2 separate regions of the Homo sapiens genome follow, and region 2 is linked to region 1. A link is a loop called in an ENCODE intact Hi-C map of the cell type or tissue named here. Cell type or tissue: HCT116. All regions are shown on one strand.

The links. A loop is a pair of places that touch in the nucleus more often than their neighbours do. Peaks named below come from ENCODE experiments on the same cell type or tissue, not always from the same donor. Only the 100,000 strongest peaks of a DNase experiment are listed, where the experiment ranks them.
Region 2: a loop joins it to region 1, with 19 times the contacts of the local background. A loop is called at or near these places in 2 of 110 quality-filtered maps.

The regions. Positions count from the first base shown.
Region 1 is chr12:111,819,906-111,827,905 of GRCh38, reverse strand. No RefSeq gene overlaps it. Among named protein-coding and RNA genes, the nearest start is that of MAPKAPK5, 18 kb to the left of the region's middle. In HCT116, a CTCF peak has its summit at 3,361; no DNase peak of the experiment used is centred here.
Region 2 is chr12:112,408,127-112,416,126 of GRCh38, reverse strand. RPL6 (ribosomal protein L6) reads left to right here and starts at 6,522. Exons shown (of 7, transcript NM_000970.6): 1 at 6,522-6,540; 2 at 7,471-7,707; 3 at 7,789-7,887. The coding sequence starts at 7,471. RefSeq lists an enhancer at 6,712-6,891. In HCT116, a CTCF peak has its summit at 4,427; DNase peaks (open chromatin) are centred at 4,437 and 6,476; H3K4me3 peaks cover 2,169 bases; H3K27ac peaks cover 1,562 bases.

The sequences.
Region 1 (8,000 bases):
GGCCATCTTCATTGGTTGAAGTTCACAACAACAGTGCTCTTCTCTAACGTCACACGCTTGGCCAATTGTGCTCTTGGATTAAGTTCTTAGTTGTGAATGCCTGCCAGAAAGGTTGTGCCTTCTGGGCACCTTGGCTCACACCTGTAATCTTGGCACTCTGGAAGGCCAGGAGTTCAAGACCAGCCTGAGTAACACAGCAAGACCTTATCTCAATAAAATAAATAAAAAGATTGGGCACGGTGGCTCACACTTGTAATCCCAGCACTTTGGGAGGCTGAGGCGGGCGGATCACCTGAGGTCAGGAGTTTGAGACCAGCCTGGCCAACATGCAGAAACCCGGTCTCTACTAAAAATACAAAAATTAGCTGGGCATGGTGGTACACGCCTGTAGTCCCAGCTACTCAGGAGGCTGAGGCAGGAGAATCATTTGAAACTGGGAGGCAGAGGTTGCAGTGAGCCGAGATTGTGCAAGTGCACTCCAGCTGGGGCAACAAGAGGGAAAATCCATCTCAAAAAAAAATAAATAAAATAATAAATAAATAACAAAATTTAAAAATAATACTATAAATGATAATAATAAAGGTTGCATCACATTATGTTTTCCTAGTAGTATGAGAGCATGCCCTGCTTTCTGACCTGTTTCTGTTCCTCAAATATAGCAAAACTGGACAGTCTGTGAATGGAAAGTTCTAGCATCTGCTGACCTGACTCAGCTCAAATCCTTCAGACCTCTGAGCTGGAAGGGGCCCAGAGGTCTCCAAGGCCAGCCTCACTCAGGTGCAGCATCCATGCTGGGGCTTTGTGGGCCGGCTGGAGTACTCAGTGGTTGCTAACTGGCTCCTGTCTCCCCTCTCAGAGCTCACAGAATAAATATCATCCCTCTCCTGGGACAGCTTTTTAGGTATCTCACGTGGTGGTCATTTCCTTAAAAATTTTGTTATTCTGAGAAACAATGCATAGCATAAAATGTACCAGCCTAACCATTTCTTTTTTCTTTGAGATGGAGTCTTGCTCTGTCACCTAGGCTGGCGTGCAATGGTGCAATCTCGGCTCACTGCAACCTCCGCCTCCTGGGTTCAAGCGATTCTCCTGCCTCAGCCTCCTGAGTAGCTGGGATTACAGGCACCCACCACCATGCCCAAGTAATTTTTTGTATTTTTAGTAGAGACGGGATTTCACCATGTTGACCAGGCTGGTCTCAAACTCCTGACCTCAGATGATCCACCCTCCTCTGCCTCCCAAAGTACTGGGATTACAGGCATAAGCCACCGTGCCCAGCTTCATCCTAACGATTTCTAAGAGTACAATTCAGTAACGTTAAGTATATCCACACTGTTGTGCAGCCAGTCTCAAGAACTTTTTCATGTTGCAAAACTGAAACTCTATACCCACTGAACAACTCCACATGGTAGCCTTGTAAAGCTGCTGAGGAGGCATGATTCCAAAGAATTTTAATATCTCATTTCACAATGATTATTCTCACTTTACAGCTGAGAAAAAAAGACAGTGTGTTAGTCTGTTTTGCATTGCTATAAAAGAATACCTGAAGCTGGGTAATTTTTTATTTTTATTTTTTTGAGACAGGGTCTGGCTCTGTTGCCTAGGCTGGAATGCAGTGGCACGATCTTGGCCCACTGCAACCTCTGCTTCCTGGGTTCAAGCAATTCTCATGCCTCAGCCTCCTGGGTAGCTGGGATTACAGGCATGCCCTACCATGCCTGGCTAATTTTTGTATTTTTATTAGAGATGGGGTTACACCATGTTGGTCAGGCTGGTCTCGAACTCTTGACCTCAGTAATCCACCTACCTCGGCCTCCCAAAGTGCTGGGATTACAGATGTGAGCCACCATGCCCAGCTGTGAAGCAGAGTAATTTATAAAGAAACGAGATTGATTTGGCTCATGGTTCTGCAGGCTGTACAAGCACAGCACTAGCATCTGTTCTGTTTCCGGTGAAGCCTCAGGAAGCTTAGAAAGCCTGTCAGAAGGCAAAGGGGGAGCTGGCATATCCGATGGCAGGAGGGAGCAAGAGAGATGCCAGGCTCCTTTTCATAGAGAGCTGAATGCCCGTGGGTCGTGACCAACTCAGCATTCCACTGAGGCTATATGATCAAACAGCAAACTGTTTATCATGAATGCAGAATGTGAGCAAACTTGCTTCTGCTCCAGCCACCAGAAGGTTTGCTGAGGGCAATCACTCCCCGGCACTGTATGCCTTGAGGTTATCTACTGGGACATCCAGAGCCTACTGTTCAAATAATGCAGTCTTGCAAGCCTGCTGTAAATCAAGCTGCTGACCACCAACCACCCCCCACCCTTCTCCCTATCTCCTTTACCCAATAAATACAAAGGGCTCTAAAGCTCAGGGCCCTTGTTCACTAGAAGCAAGGAGCCCCCGACCATGTCTTCCAAATATGCTTTTTTGTCTTTATCTTTATTCTCGCATTCGTCCCCCTTTGTTCAGTCCACCAAGGTCCATTCACGCATCAAAGTGGCACCCCAGAACAGGGACTCTGAGGACATGAACGAAGAAGGTCTGCTGAAGCAGAGAAGCTGAAATTGACAAGACGAATGGGGACACTGGGATGAGTCCACTGGCAGCAGATATAAGGTCAGTGCCCTAACGAGGTACTGGGAGCAATATAAGGTCAGTGCTCTCTTAAAGAAGTACTGGGTCCCAGCACTTTGGGAGGCCGAGGTGGGCAGATCACGAGGTCAGGAGATCGAGACCATCCTGGCTAACACGGTGAAACCCCGTCTTTACTAAAAAATACAAAAAAATAGCTGGGCGTGGTGGCGGGCGCCTGTAGTCCCAGCTACTCGGGAGGCTGAGGCAGGAGAATGGTGTGAACCTGGGAGGTGGAGCTTGCAGTGAGCCGAGATCGCACCACTGCACTCCAGCCTGGGTGACAGAGCGAGACACCATCTCAAAAAAAAAAAAAAAAAAAAAGAAGTACTGGGAATGGGAATTTTTCTGAATCAGGTAACATGGGGCAGAATTTGTCTGTTGAAAAAAAAAACGTGCAGTTGCTTAAAGTTTTGTTGAAACAATCTGGTGCTCAGGTTAATTCTCAGACATTAACTAAGATGCTGCAGGAGGTTATTACGCATAACCCATGGTTTCCACAGGCAGGCACTCCTGATGTAGAAAATTGGCACAGAGCAGGAGAAGGATTAAAACAGGCTCATCAAAAAGGTCTTAAAGTTGATTCTTCTGCTTTCTCCACTAGGAGTTTAGTTCATACTGTCCTTCTGCCATTATATCCTTTTTATTCTGCTGGACAGCAGGAGTCATGTTCTGAGTCTAAAAATCTGAAAGAATCTGTTGTCCCACCCACAGCACCAATTGAAAATAAAAAACAGGAGAGGGAGGATAAAAATTGGCCTATACCGCCCCCTCCAGTTGCAGAAACATCTGTACCGCCTCCTTCAGTAGCCGAAATAGAGACCTCAATACAAAGAATTTTATGCTCTGCTGCCTGCACTTTTCCTATTTCCATAAGGCCTGATCCAAACAATCCACAGCAGTTTATTCATGAACACACCCCACTAGAGTTTACGTTGTTGAAGGAATGAAAAATTAAGTGTAATTAATAATGGGATACAGAGCCCATTCACCTTAGGATTGCTAGAATCTGTATTTGGTGCTATGCGCCTTCTACCCTTTGATGTAAAACATTTGGCTTGCACTTGTTTGTCTGCTACTGCATACCTGACTTGGAATTTAAATTGGCAAGAAATGTGTGCAGACCAGGCTAGACAGAATCATGCTTCTGGACACGGAGACATTACAGAGGGTATGCTGTTAGGTAATGGCCCTTTATTCAGACCTGGAATGTCAAATGGCACTCCCAGATCCTGCTTATCAGCAGTGTGCACAGGCTGCTAAACACGCCTGGGCCACAATTCCAGAAGAGAGAGTCCCAGTACAATCCTTTTTACATCTCATGCAAGGGTCACAGGAACCCTATGTGCAATTTCTTGCAAGATTACAAGAGGCAGTGAAGCATCAAATTCCTCATACCGCTGCCACAGAAATGCTAACCTTAACTTTAGCTTTTGAGAATGCAAACGCAGATTGTAAACGTGCACTGGCACCTGTGAGGTGTACAAAACTTGGGAAATTTTCTCAGAACTTGTCAGGATGTAGAAACTGAGCTTCATTGCTCTGCAATTTTAGCTCAAGCAATGGCTAATTTAGTAGTTGACAAATCTAAAAGGAGCCAACGGTCAAACCCTAAAGTGGGAAAATGTTATAATTGTGGAAAAACTGGACATTTTAAAAAGGAATGCTGCCTGATCTCAGGGCAGAAAGGACCTTATAATGTGGTGCCCTCCACCCCCCTGGCCCAGCGGAAAAAAACGCCAGGACTCTGTCCTCACTGTAACAAAGGAAATCACTGGGCTATTCAATGCCGCTCAAAATTTCATCAAAACTGCAACCACCTGTCAGGAAACGAGAAGGGGGCCTGGACCCGGGCCCCTCAAACAATGAGGGCATTCCCAGTTCAGACCACAACCCCACTTCAGGGGTGGGTCCCAGGAGGAACATTGATTCCCTCACCCCAGGAACACCAGGAAGTGCAGGATTAGATCTTCCAGTCAGAGAAAGAATTACATTAATTGGTGGAGACAAACCTATCAAAGTTCCCATTGGCATTTGGGGACCTTTACCAGCAGGATACATAGACTAATTTTAGGCAAAAGCTGCCTTAACTTGCAAGGCATTACTGTAGTCCCAGGAGTAGCTGACTCTGATTATGAAGGAGAAATTCAAGTAGTTTTAATGTCACAAGATCTTTGGGTTTTTGAACCGGAAGAATATATTGCTCAATTATTGCTTATTCCCTGCAAATTACACCCTTCTCCATAAAAGGAGAAACGAGGAAATAAAGGGTTTGGGAGCACAACTACATGAGAAATCTATGTTCACAACCTATAGCTTATAATAGACCCACCTGTGTAGTACAAAGTAAAGGAAAGAAATTGTATGGGCTTATGGACACAGGAGCTGATGTGTCAGTAATATCCAGTAAGGACTGGCCCCCAGCATGGCCTCTCAGACTAACCTCCACATCCCTAGTGGGAGTAGGAGCAGCTAAAAGTGTTCAACAGAGTGCTGAGATTTTACCTTGTCTTGGTCCGGATGGACAATCATGTACTTTCCAGCCTTATGATGCAAATATAGCTATCAATTTATGGGGTCAAGAATTACTTACAGCATGGGATATGAGACTTACAAATGAAAACTTTCATAACCCAGGATTTAAAATGTTGAAGGACATGGGATATCAGAGTGGAAAAGGTTTAGGGAAATTCCTACAAGGAAACCCTAACCCGATATCTATAACTGGAGAAACAGAAAAGGGCAAGGATGTCAGGATTTCTGATGGGGATCATTGATATTTCTCCTCGACCCACTGCCTTACCATTAGAATGGCTTTGTGACAAACCTATGTGGGTGGATCAATGGCCCCTAACACAGGAGAAGCTAGATCAACTTCATCTGTTGGTAAAAGAACAATTGAATGCAGGACATATAGAGAAGTCAGCCCCTGGAATTCACCGGTATTTGTTATTCCAAAAAAGTCTGGAAGATGGTGACTACTGCATGATTTGAGAGTTATTAATGCGCAAATTAAACCAATGGGTGCCTTACAGCAAGGTTTACCTTCCCCAGCAGCCATTCCAAGAGACAGGCCTCTTGTAGGAATAGATCTTAAGGATTGTTTCTTTACTATACCATAACACGAGAAGGATAAGCCTCAATTTGCCTTCTCTGTGTCTTCTATTAATCATAGAGAACCTGTTTCTCACTATCAATGGAAAGTTTTACCTCAAGGCATGCTTAACAGTCCTACATTATGTCAGCATTTTGTGGGAAGAGCATTAAAGGAGCCTTGAAATATGTTTCCCACTGTGTATATCATTCATTTTATGGATGATATTCTTTTGGCCGCTCCTACAGATCAAATTTTACATCAGTTATTCAGAGAAACAAAACAGGCTTTAATTAAATGGAATCTCAAAATTGCTCCAGAGAAAGTGCAAACAACTTCCCCATACTAATACTTAGGAACTATTGTTATGGAGGGGAGTGTACTGTTGCAGGAAGTCAGGGACCCCAAACAGAGGGACTGGCTGAAGCCATGGCAGAAGAATGTGGATTGTGAAGATTTTATGGACATTTATTAGTTCCCCAAATTAATACTTTTGTAATTTCTTATGCCTGTCTTTACTGCAATCTCTAAACATAAGTTGTAAAGATTTCATGGACACTTATCACTTCCCCAGTCAATACCTTTGTGCTTTCCTATGCCTGTCTTTACTTTAATCTCTTAATCCTGTCCACTGAGGAGGATGTATGTCACTTCAGGACCATGTGATAATTGCATTAACTGCACAAATTGTACAGCATGTGTGTTTGAGCAATATGAAATGTGGGCACCTTGAAAAAAGAACAGGATAACAGCAATTGTTCAGGGAACAAGAGAGATAATCTTAAACTCTGACCGCTGGTGAGCTGGGCAGAACAGAGCCATATTTCTCTTCTTTCAAAAGCAAATGGGAGAAATATCACTGAATTCTTTTTCTCAGCATGGAACATCCCTGAGAAAGAGAATACGCACCTGGAGGTATAGGCTTATAAACAGCCCCCCCAGGTGCACCTGTCTCTTATGGTTGAGGCTGCAGAGATGAAATAGATTCCAGTCTCCCATAGTGCTCCCAGGCTTCTTAGGAAGAGGAAATTCCCGCCTAATAAATTTTGGTCAGAAGGTTGATCTCAAAACCCTGTCTCCTGATAAGATGTTATCAATGACAATGGTGCCCGAAACTTCATTAGCAATTTTAATTTCGCCTTGGTCCTGTGGTCATGTGATCTCACCCTGCCTCCACTCACCTTGTGATATTCTATTACCCTGTTAAGTACTTGATGTCTGTCACCCACACCTATTCGCACACTCCCTCCCCTTTTGAAACTCCCTAATAAAAACTTGCTGGTTTCTGCGGCTTGTGGGGCATCACGGAACCTACCGACATGTGATGTCTCCCCCGGATGCCCAGCTTTAAAATTTCTCTCTTTTGTACTCTGTCCCTTTATTTCTCAAGCTGGCCAATGCTTAGGAAAAATAGAAAAGAACCTACATGAATATCGGGGCAGGTTCCCCAATAGTGTACGGCCTCAGAAAGTAGTTCTCCATAAAGGCAGGTTACAGACTTTAAATGATTTTCAATAATTATTAGGAGATATAAATTGGCTGTGACCAATGCTAGGTATTGCAACTTATCAACTTACACATCTTTATCAAACCCTGCAAGGAGATTCTTCCTTAAATTCCCCACAGCAATTGACCAAAGAGGCAGAAGTGGAGTTACAACTTGTAGAGCAGATGCTACAGCAATGACATGCCTCATGGCTACAGCCACAAAAACCTTTGCTTTTGTTTGTTCTTCCTATCCCTCACTCTCCAACAGGACTTTTAGGCCAATGCTTAGACAAATCTGTAACCGTAATAGAATGGCTCTTTCTACCTAATCAGTCAAAACTTTGCAAGTCTATCTTTCTTTAATTACACAAATTGTGACTATGGGCAGGCATAGGTCAAAGATGCCTATGGGATATGATCCAGATAAAATTATTGTTCCTTTAGACTCTCAGCAACAGTCCACAGCTTGGGAAATGTCAACTGCCTGGCAAATCACTTTTGCAGACTTTGTGGGTGCCATAGACAACCACTATCCCTCAGACAAAGTTTTGCAGTTTTATAAAGTCCATTCTTTCATTCTTCCTGTGATTACTCATCACAAGCCTATTTCAGGTGGCCAGACTTATTTTACTGATGGCTCTTCTAAAGCTCATGCAGCTATTTATGGACCTAAACATACTCAAACAATAATGACCTCTGGGGTTTCAGCTCAGCGCTCAGACTTAATTGCAGTCATTCAGGTTTTACAGCTGACAGCTGCAGATCCTATCAACATTGTCTGTAATTCAACTTA
Region 2 (8,000 bases), 590 kb before region 1:
TTTAGCTGGGTGCAGTGGCAGGCACCTGTAGTCCCAGCTACTCAGGAGGCTGAGGCAAGAGAATTGCTTGAACCCAGGAAGTGGTGCTTGCAGTGAGCCAAGATTGCGCCACTGCACTCCCACCTGGGCGTCGGAGCGAGACTCCATCTCAAAAAAAAAAAAAAAAAAAACTGCAAAACTAGTCACTCCCTACATTGAATTCACCAATGGCTTCTCCTTGATTTTAGAATGAAGTCCAAAAAAAAAAAAAAAAGGTTTATCCCCCTGGATGTGGTGGCTCACCTCTGTAATCCCAGTGTTTTGGGACTCCTAGGTGGGAGGATTTCTTGAGCCCAAAGAGTTCAAGAACAGCCTGGGCAACAGAGTAAGACCCCTGTCCCTACAAAAAAAAAAAAGTTTTTTGTTTTGTTTGAGTTGGAGTCTCATTCTGTTACCCAGGCTGGAGTGCAGTGGCGCAATCCCGGCTCACTGCAAACTCCACCTCCCAGATTCAAGCAATTCTCCTGCCTGAGCCTCCCAAGTAGCTGGGATTACAGGCACGCACAACCATGCCCAGCTAATTTTTTTTGTATCTTTAGTAGAGACAGGGTTTCGCCATGTTGGCCAGGCTGGTCTCCAACTCCTGACCTCAAGTGATCCACCCACCTCAGCCTCCCAAAGTGCTGGGATTACAGGCGTGAGCCACCATGCCCGGCCCAAAAAAAAGTTTAAAAAAATTTTTTTAGACCCAAGGTCTTGCTATGTTGCCCAGGCTGGCCTTGAACTCCTGGCCTCAAGCAGTCCTCCCACTTTGACCTCCCAAGGCCTTGGATTTACAGGCGTGAGCCAATGCACCAGAGTTTTTTTAACTCTGGTCCCCAATCACTTCACCACCCCGTCTCCCCACTACTCGCTTCATTCTCTATGACCCAGCCATGCTGAATGACTTTCAGCTCCCCTCAATATGCCATATTCTTTCCCAGCGTAGAGCCTTTTAACAATCTGCTTTCTTTCCCCAGAGGGTTCTTCCTGACTGTCCTCCACATCAACTCTATGCCTCTGATCTCAGGCTAGGAGCCACTTCCTCTGGAATACAAGCCTCACCCGATTCTCTAGTGCAGGTCAGATGGTCACCAAGACACCTATCCTTAGAACCTAACATGCTACACTATAAATCTAAGAGCCGTATCATATAGGAAGCATCCAATTAAGTTTTGTGGGTTTTTTTTGTTTTGTTTTTTTTTTTAGACAGTCTCACTCTGTCTCCCAGGCTGGAGTGCAGTGGCGTGATCTCGACTCACTGCAAGCACCGCCTCCTGGGTTCACGCCATTCTCTTGCCTCAGCCTCCCAAGTAGCTGGGACTACAGGTACCTGCCACCACGCCCGGCTAATTTTTTGTATTTTTTTAGTAGAGACAGGGTTTCACCGCATTAGCCAGGATGGTCTTGATCTCCTGACCTCGTGATCCACCCGACTCGGCCTCCCAAAGTGCTGGAATTACAGGCGTGAGCCACGGCGCCTGGCTGCCAATTAAGTTCTTGATCTAGCTGCCTGGGTGTCTATAAGCAAGTCATTTGACTCCTCTGTGTCTGTTTCCTTCTCTGCAAAGTAGGAATCAAAATCCTACCATAGGATAGGTTTGTGAAATACTCAGAACAGTGTCTGGCAAAGTCAGCACTTGATAAAAGCTGGCTATCATTTGTCTCTTTTCCAAAGTAAACTATTAGCTCTTTGAGTGCAGGAACTACTACCTTCCTAGTGTTTCCTATATTCTGCACACTCTGCAGCTAGAATGAATAATCTTTTAAAAATACAAATCTAATCACGTCACTCCCCTCCCCTGTTGTATGAAGGAGGTTCAAACCCTCTAGCATTAAGTTGAACTCCTTCCCTTAGCACATCAGTCCGTTCTAGATATGGCCTGTGCCAACACCCTCACATAATCTAGCAGTTTCTAAAGGCTTCTAGCTGTTTCTTGCATCCCTGTCTTCCAAAATTTAGTTCCTACTGCCTGGAATACTCTTCAAACCCTTCTCCACCTGGAAAACAGTCATGCAAGGTTAAACTCCAACTTAAGCAGCTCCTCCAGAAAACATTCTTTCACTTTTTGAGAATAAAAGAGAGACTCCTTTCCTATGCTCCTGGGGCTGCCTCTTCATGCTTCTATCAGCACCTAACACATTTCAACATCATTGTGGGTTCTGTCATTGTTGTTCTGTGTCTTTCTTTAGATTATGATCTCCTTTTAAGACAAAGTCATTGTCTTCCTTTTTTTTTTTTTTTAATACAGACAGGGTTTTGCCATGTTACCCAGATTGGTCTAAAACCCCTGGGCTCAAACAATCATCCTGCCTCCGCCTCCCAAAGTGCTAGGATTACAGGCATGAGCTACCATGTCCGGCCGGTCTTCCCATCTTTATATGCCTGGAGTAGTGCCTGGCATATTCATTTATATGGCCGGGCATGGTAGCTAACAGGAGGATCTCTTGAGACAGGAGTTTGAGACCAGACTGGCAGCCTGGGCAACATAGCAAAAACAAAACAAAACAAAACAAAACAAAAAAACCTCAATCTGAATTATTTTATTATTATTATTTATTTACTTTTTAAGATGGAGTCTTCACTCTGTCGCCCAGGCTGGAGTGCAGTGGCACAATCTCGGCTCACTGCAAACTCTGCCTTCCGGGTTCACACCATTCTCCTGCCTCAGCCTCCCGAGTAGCTGGGACTACAGGCACCCGCCACCATGCCCGGCTAATTTTTTTGTATTTTTTAGTAGAGACGGGGTTTCGCCGTGTTAGCCAGGATGGTCTCGATCTCCTGACTTCGTGATCCACCTGCCTTGGCTTCCCAAAGTGCTGGGATTACAGGCGTGAGCCACCGCACCCGGCCAACTCCATCTTAATTTTAAAAAGATATATTCATTTAGAGATTAATTCAGATAATAGCCATTACTTTATTTGAATTTCTTTCTCAATTACAAAAGCAATACAAGTTCCTTGCAACAAACTAAATAACAAACAGTAATTTTCTCTGTTCCTTGATGCATACGTACTCCATATCCCAATCCCCAGCAGTGTTAATGGTTTGGTGTATGTCTTTCCACACTTTATACATATACAAACACACAAACTCATCCCATACACAGGCTCACACACATACATAACACATATAAAGATATTTTTCTATTTATTTATTTATTTATTTATTTATTTATTTATTTGAGACAGAGTCTCACTGTGTGGCCCAGGCTGGAGTGCAGTGGCACAATCTCGGCTCACTGCAACCTCTGCCTCCCGGGTTCAAGTGATTCTCGTGCCTCAGCCTCCCAAGTAGCTGGAATTACAGGCATGCACCACCATGCCTGGCTAATTTTTGTATTTTTAGCAGAGATGGGGTTTCACCATGTTGGCCAGGCTTTAAAAGATTTACTGCCTAACAAACAAACAAAAAATACAGCTGAGGCAACATTGTGAGACCCTGTCTCTACAAAAAATGTAAAAAAATTAGCCAGGTATGGTGGTGTGCACTGTACTCCCAGCTACTCAGGGGGCTGAGGTGGGAGGATTGCTTGAACCCAGGAGGTCAAGGCTGCAGTGAGCCATGATCTCACCTTGCATTCCAGCCTGGGCGACAGAGCGAGACTCTGTCTCCAAAAAAAAAAAAAAATTAGGCTGGGCGAGGTGGCTCACGCCTGTAATCCCAGCACTTTGGGAGGCCGAGGTGAGCAGATCACCTGAGGTCAGGAGTTCAAAACCAGCCTGGCCAACATGGTGAAATCCTGTCTCCAATAAAAACACAAAAAATTGGCCGGGCAAGGTGGCTCAGGCCTGTAATCCCAGCACTTTGGGAGGTCGAGGCGGGCAGATCACGAGGTCAGGAGATCGAGACCATCCTGGCTAACACAGTGAAACCCCACCTCTACTAAAAATACAAAAAATTAGTCAGGCATGGTGGCGGGCGCCTGTAGTCCCAGCTACTCGGGAGGCTGAGGCAGGAGAATGGCGTGAACCCGGGAGGCGAAGGTTGCAGTGAGCCGAGATCATGCCACCGCGCTCCAGCCTGGGCAAAAGAGCAAGACTCTGTTTCAAAAAAAAAAATTAGCCAGGTGTGGTAGCGGGCACCTGTAATCCCAGCTACTCAAGAGGCTGAGGCAGGAGAATGGCTTGAACCCAGGAGGCAGAGGTTGCAGTGAGCCAAGATCACGGCACTGCACTCCAGCCTGGGCGACAGAGCAAGACTCCATCTCAGAAAAAAAAAAAAAAGATTAAGTGTCTGCAAAAATGTCTGCTTTGTGATTAAAGTGCTGCACAAATTTCAGAGAATTTTATATATGGCAAAACTAAACTTAATAAAAACATTTACTTTATAACTAACATGGTATTTTGCCCAACTAATGAATTGTAAATTTTGCAATACCGCAACAAAACACAAGAGGGGGTTCATCTACGTTTTTATTTTAATGACAGGTCATTCAACACATATTTTGGGGCGTTCACTAGGTGAAATTATCTGAGATTGCCAGCAATTTTGAGGGGCCCACGTAAGCAACTGTGCATCTCATTCATTCATTGTGGTACATTTTCTGCAGTTGAAGTTTCTAAGAGGTGCTTTGCTGAGGAAGCTAAACAAATAAAGCTGCTGACATTCCCATTCTCAAAAAAAAGGGCAGTGTTCATCTGATCATTGTATTTGTATCCTCAGTGAATCAGAACCAGAAAAAGGCTAAATGATTCCCAGAGACACAGCCATGAAGCAGGTGGTTTCGATCTGAAAAAATCAAGGTGAAAAGCTCTAGCAACCAGAAAGAAACGAATGGAGGAAAATGGAAAACGCAAGCTAGAAGGTATTACAAATGTGTACATGTTGGCTTAAGGGCTTTGAAGCAGTAAAGAACTATCACATATACTGTGTTGTGTATTTTGTAAAAGATAATAAATATTCTTATTTTTAATTCTAACATGAGCAAAACTCTCATGCATCTTCATTAATCATCTCTTTAATCTTGCAGCCTAATGGTTAAGAGTGCAATCTTTGGAATCAGATCTATGCTGTGAGCAAGTTACTTAATGTCCTTGAGACTCAGTTTCCTCATAATAGTATCATTCACAGGTTGTTGGGAGAATTAAATGAAATAAAGCAAGGCACATTGTATGCAATATTGCCTATTATCTCCCATGCATAAACTTTAGCAGAATACTTGACAACAACTAGGATGTTGATGATCAGATGATTGTAGTGGTGATGGTGACAATAACAAGAGCTAACAGTTCGCCAGGTGCGGTGGCTCACGCCTGTAATCCTAGCACTTTGGGAGGCTGAGGCGGGTGGATTACTTGAGGTCAGGAGTTCAAAACCAGCTTGGCCATCATGGTGAAACTCTGTCTCTACTAAAAATACAAAAAATTAGCTGGGCATGGTGGTGTGCGCCTGTAATCCCTGCTACTTGGGAGGCTGAGGCAGGAGAATCACTTGAACCCAGGAGGCAGAGGTTGCCGTGAGCCAAGATCGTGCCACCACACTCCAGCCTGGGTGACAGAGCGAGACTCCATCTCAAAAAAAAAAAAAAAAAAAAAAAAAAAAAAAAAAAAAGAGCTAACACTTATGTAGCATTTACCATCCATCAAATAATCAAATATGCTTCTCAGTACTGTTGTATATATTATTTAATGTTCCCAACATCCTTATGAAGTAAGTTACTATTGTTATCCTCACTTTAATTTTTTTTTACTTTTTTTAAGACAGAGTCTCATTCTGTAGGCCAGGCCGGAGGACGGGAATGAGAAAGGCCATGTACAAGAGGAAGTAGTCAGCCGCTAAATCCAAGGTAAGGGAAGAGGGGACCACTGACCTAATCTCAAGTGACAAGATTAGAGTTCACTGCACTGCAGCCCAGACCTCCAAGACTCAAGTGATCCTCCCGCCTTAGCCTCCCGAATAGCTGGGACTACAGGCACTAACAACCACACTCGGCTAATTTTTTTTCTTTTTTTCTTTTTTTTGTTGTTGTTATTGTTTTGAGACTGAGTCTGGCTCTATTTCCCAGGCTGGAGTGCGGTGGCACGCAGTGGCACGATCTTTGGAGTGCTGGGATTACAGGCGTGAGCCACCGTGTCCGGCCCTTTTTTTTTTTTTTTTCTTTTTTGAGAATCTTGCTCTGTTGCCTAGAGCGCAGTGTCGCGATCTTGGCTCACTGCAATCTCCACCTCCAGATTCAAGTGATTCTCCTGCCTCCGCGCCTCGACTGGCTGTCATTACAGACACGCACCACCCACGCCCGGCTACCTTTTGTATTTTTAGTAGAGACGGGATTTCACCATGTTGGCCAGGCTGGTCTCGAACTGCCAACCTCAGAGGATCCTCCTGCCTCGGCCTCCCAAAGGGCTGGGATTACAGGCGTGAGCCACCGCACCCGGCCTAGGATTTACTACTTTTTTCTTAACGGGGAAATACTACATTCCCCATGATGCCCCAGATCCGGAAGGAAGTGAGACTCGCACTTCCCATGATTGCTTATAGACCGGAAGCCGGGACCTTAATTCTCTTTCCCATCTTGCAAGGTAAGAATCGCGGGCCTGTCTGCAAGACTTGAGTTCAGGACTCCCAATCCTTCGCCATCCGAACCTGGAGGGCATCCAGTCGACACCTACAGGGGTCGGACATGTCCAAGGCTAACTGAGAGGCCTTCCAGACGCTTCATTTTTGTTGTTTGGGTTTGCGGCAGGGCACAAAGAGGGTGAGGTAGAATGCCGTAGTGGCTCCCTCCGGTTCTTCGCCACTCTCTTGGGCTGGGGGAACGAGGCCCTTTCGGGGACCCGTAGCAGACTGGTGGGTGTTAGAGGAAGCGGGGAGACGGCGCGTGCACTGTGTTCCTGGTCCTGGGTTCCAGAGGATGACACTGAGCCTGTCGCAGCCACGTTGGGGTTCCGCACTGAAGCCAAAAGGTTTCGCGTCTCCCAGCGTCCCCGACCGGAAGTCGCCTCTTGGTCTTTGCGATCTTTTTCTCTGGCTCAATTTGGGCTGATTCCGTTTGTGTCCGCAATTCCTAAATCGAGTTTCTTGAAAAGAGACACTGGTCTTAAGGGTTAAGACGAAAGGTACTGAAAGTAAGGGATTTCAAGTTCTGGTCTTGGTGCTTCTAACCTGTGGACACATTCTGCATCTAAGTTTTCTAATTCGCAAAACAGTAATAAAAAATAATGGTTGTACGGACTTCTGACCGCTCAGTATTTGGCAAAAAACCTAATAGGTGTGAGGTAGTTTCAAATTCTCAAAAAAAAAGTTTATAGTGTATTGGGGAGACAAACCCCAAATGAGTCATAGTGAAGGTTGGAGTAGAATGGGTAGAGTTTGAGAGGAAGGCCTGTATCTTACCGGGGGAGGGATTGTAGTCTGGGGAGCCCAGCCCATTCATGTACAGGTTCATTATTGTCTTGTTAGAGAGATGACTGGTGAAATGCCTTTTTTTATCTACAAAAAAATATTTTTAGATGGCGGGTGAAAAAGTTGAGAAGCCAGATACTAAAGAGAAGAAACCCGAAGCCAAGAAGGTTGATGCTGGTGGCAAGGTGAAAAAGGGTAACCTCAAAGCTAAAAAGCCCAAGAAGGGGAAGCCCCATTGCAGCCGCAACCCTGTCCTTGTCAGAGGAATTGGCAGGTATTCCCGATCTGCCATGTATTCCAGAAAGGCCATGTACAAGAGGAAGTACTCAGCCGCTAAATCCAAGGTAAGGGAAGAGGACCACGGACCATTATGTCTTAACCTTAATTGGCATTCTCTTACTGTTGATGCATTTGTGTCCTTGTAGGTTGAAAAGAAAAAGAAGGAGAAGGTTCTCGCAACTGTTACAAAACCAGTTGGTGGTGACAAGAACGGCGGTACCCGGGTGGTTAAACTTCGCAAAATGGTAAGATGTGGGGACTGTAAATTGGATTTTCTGTTTATGCTTGAATACTGTGAAGATGTTTTTGAATACTTAGATACTGTAAGTTTCTGCATACCGGAGAATTTCTGATAGAA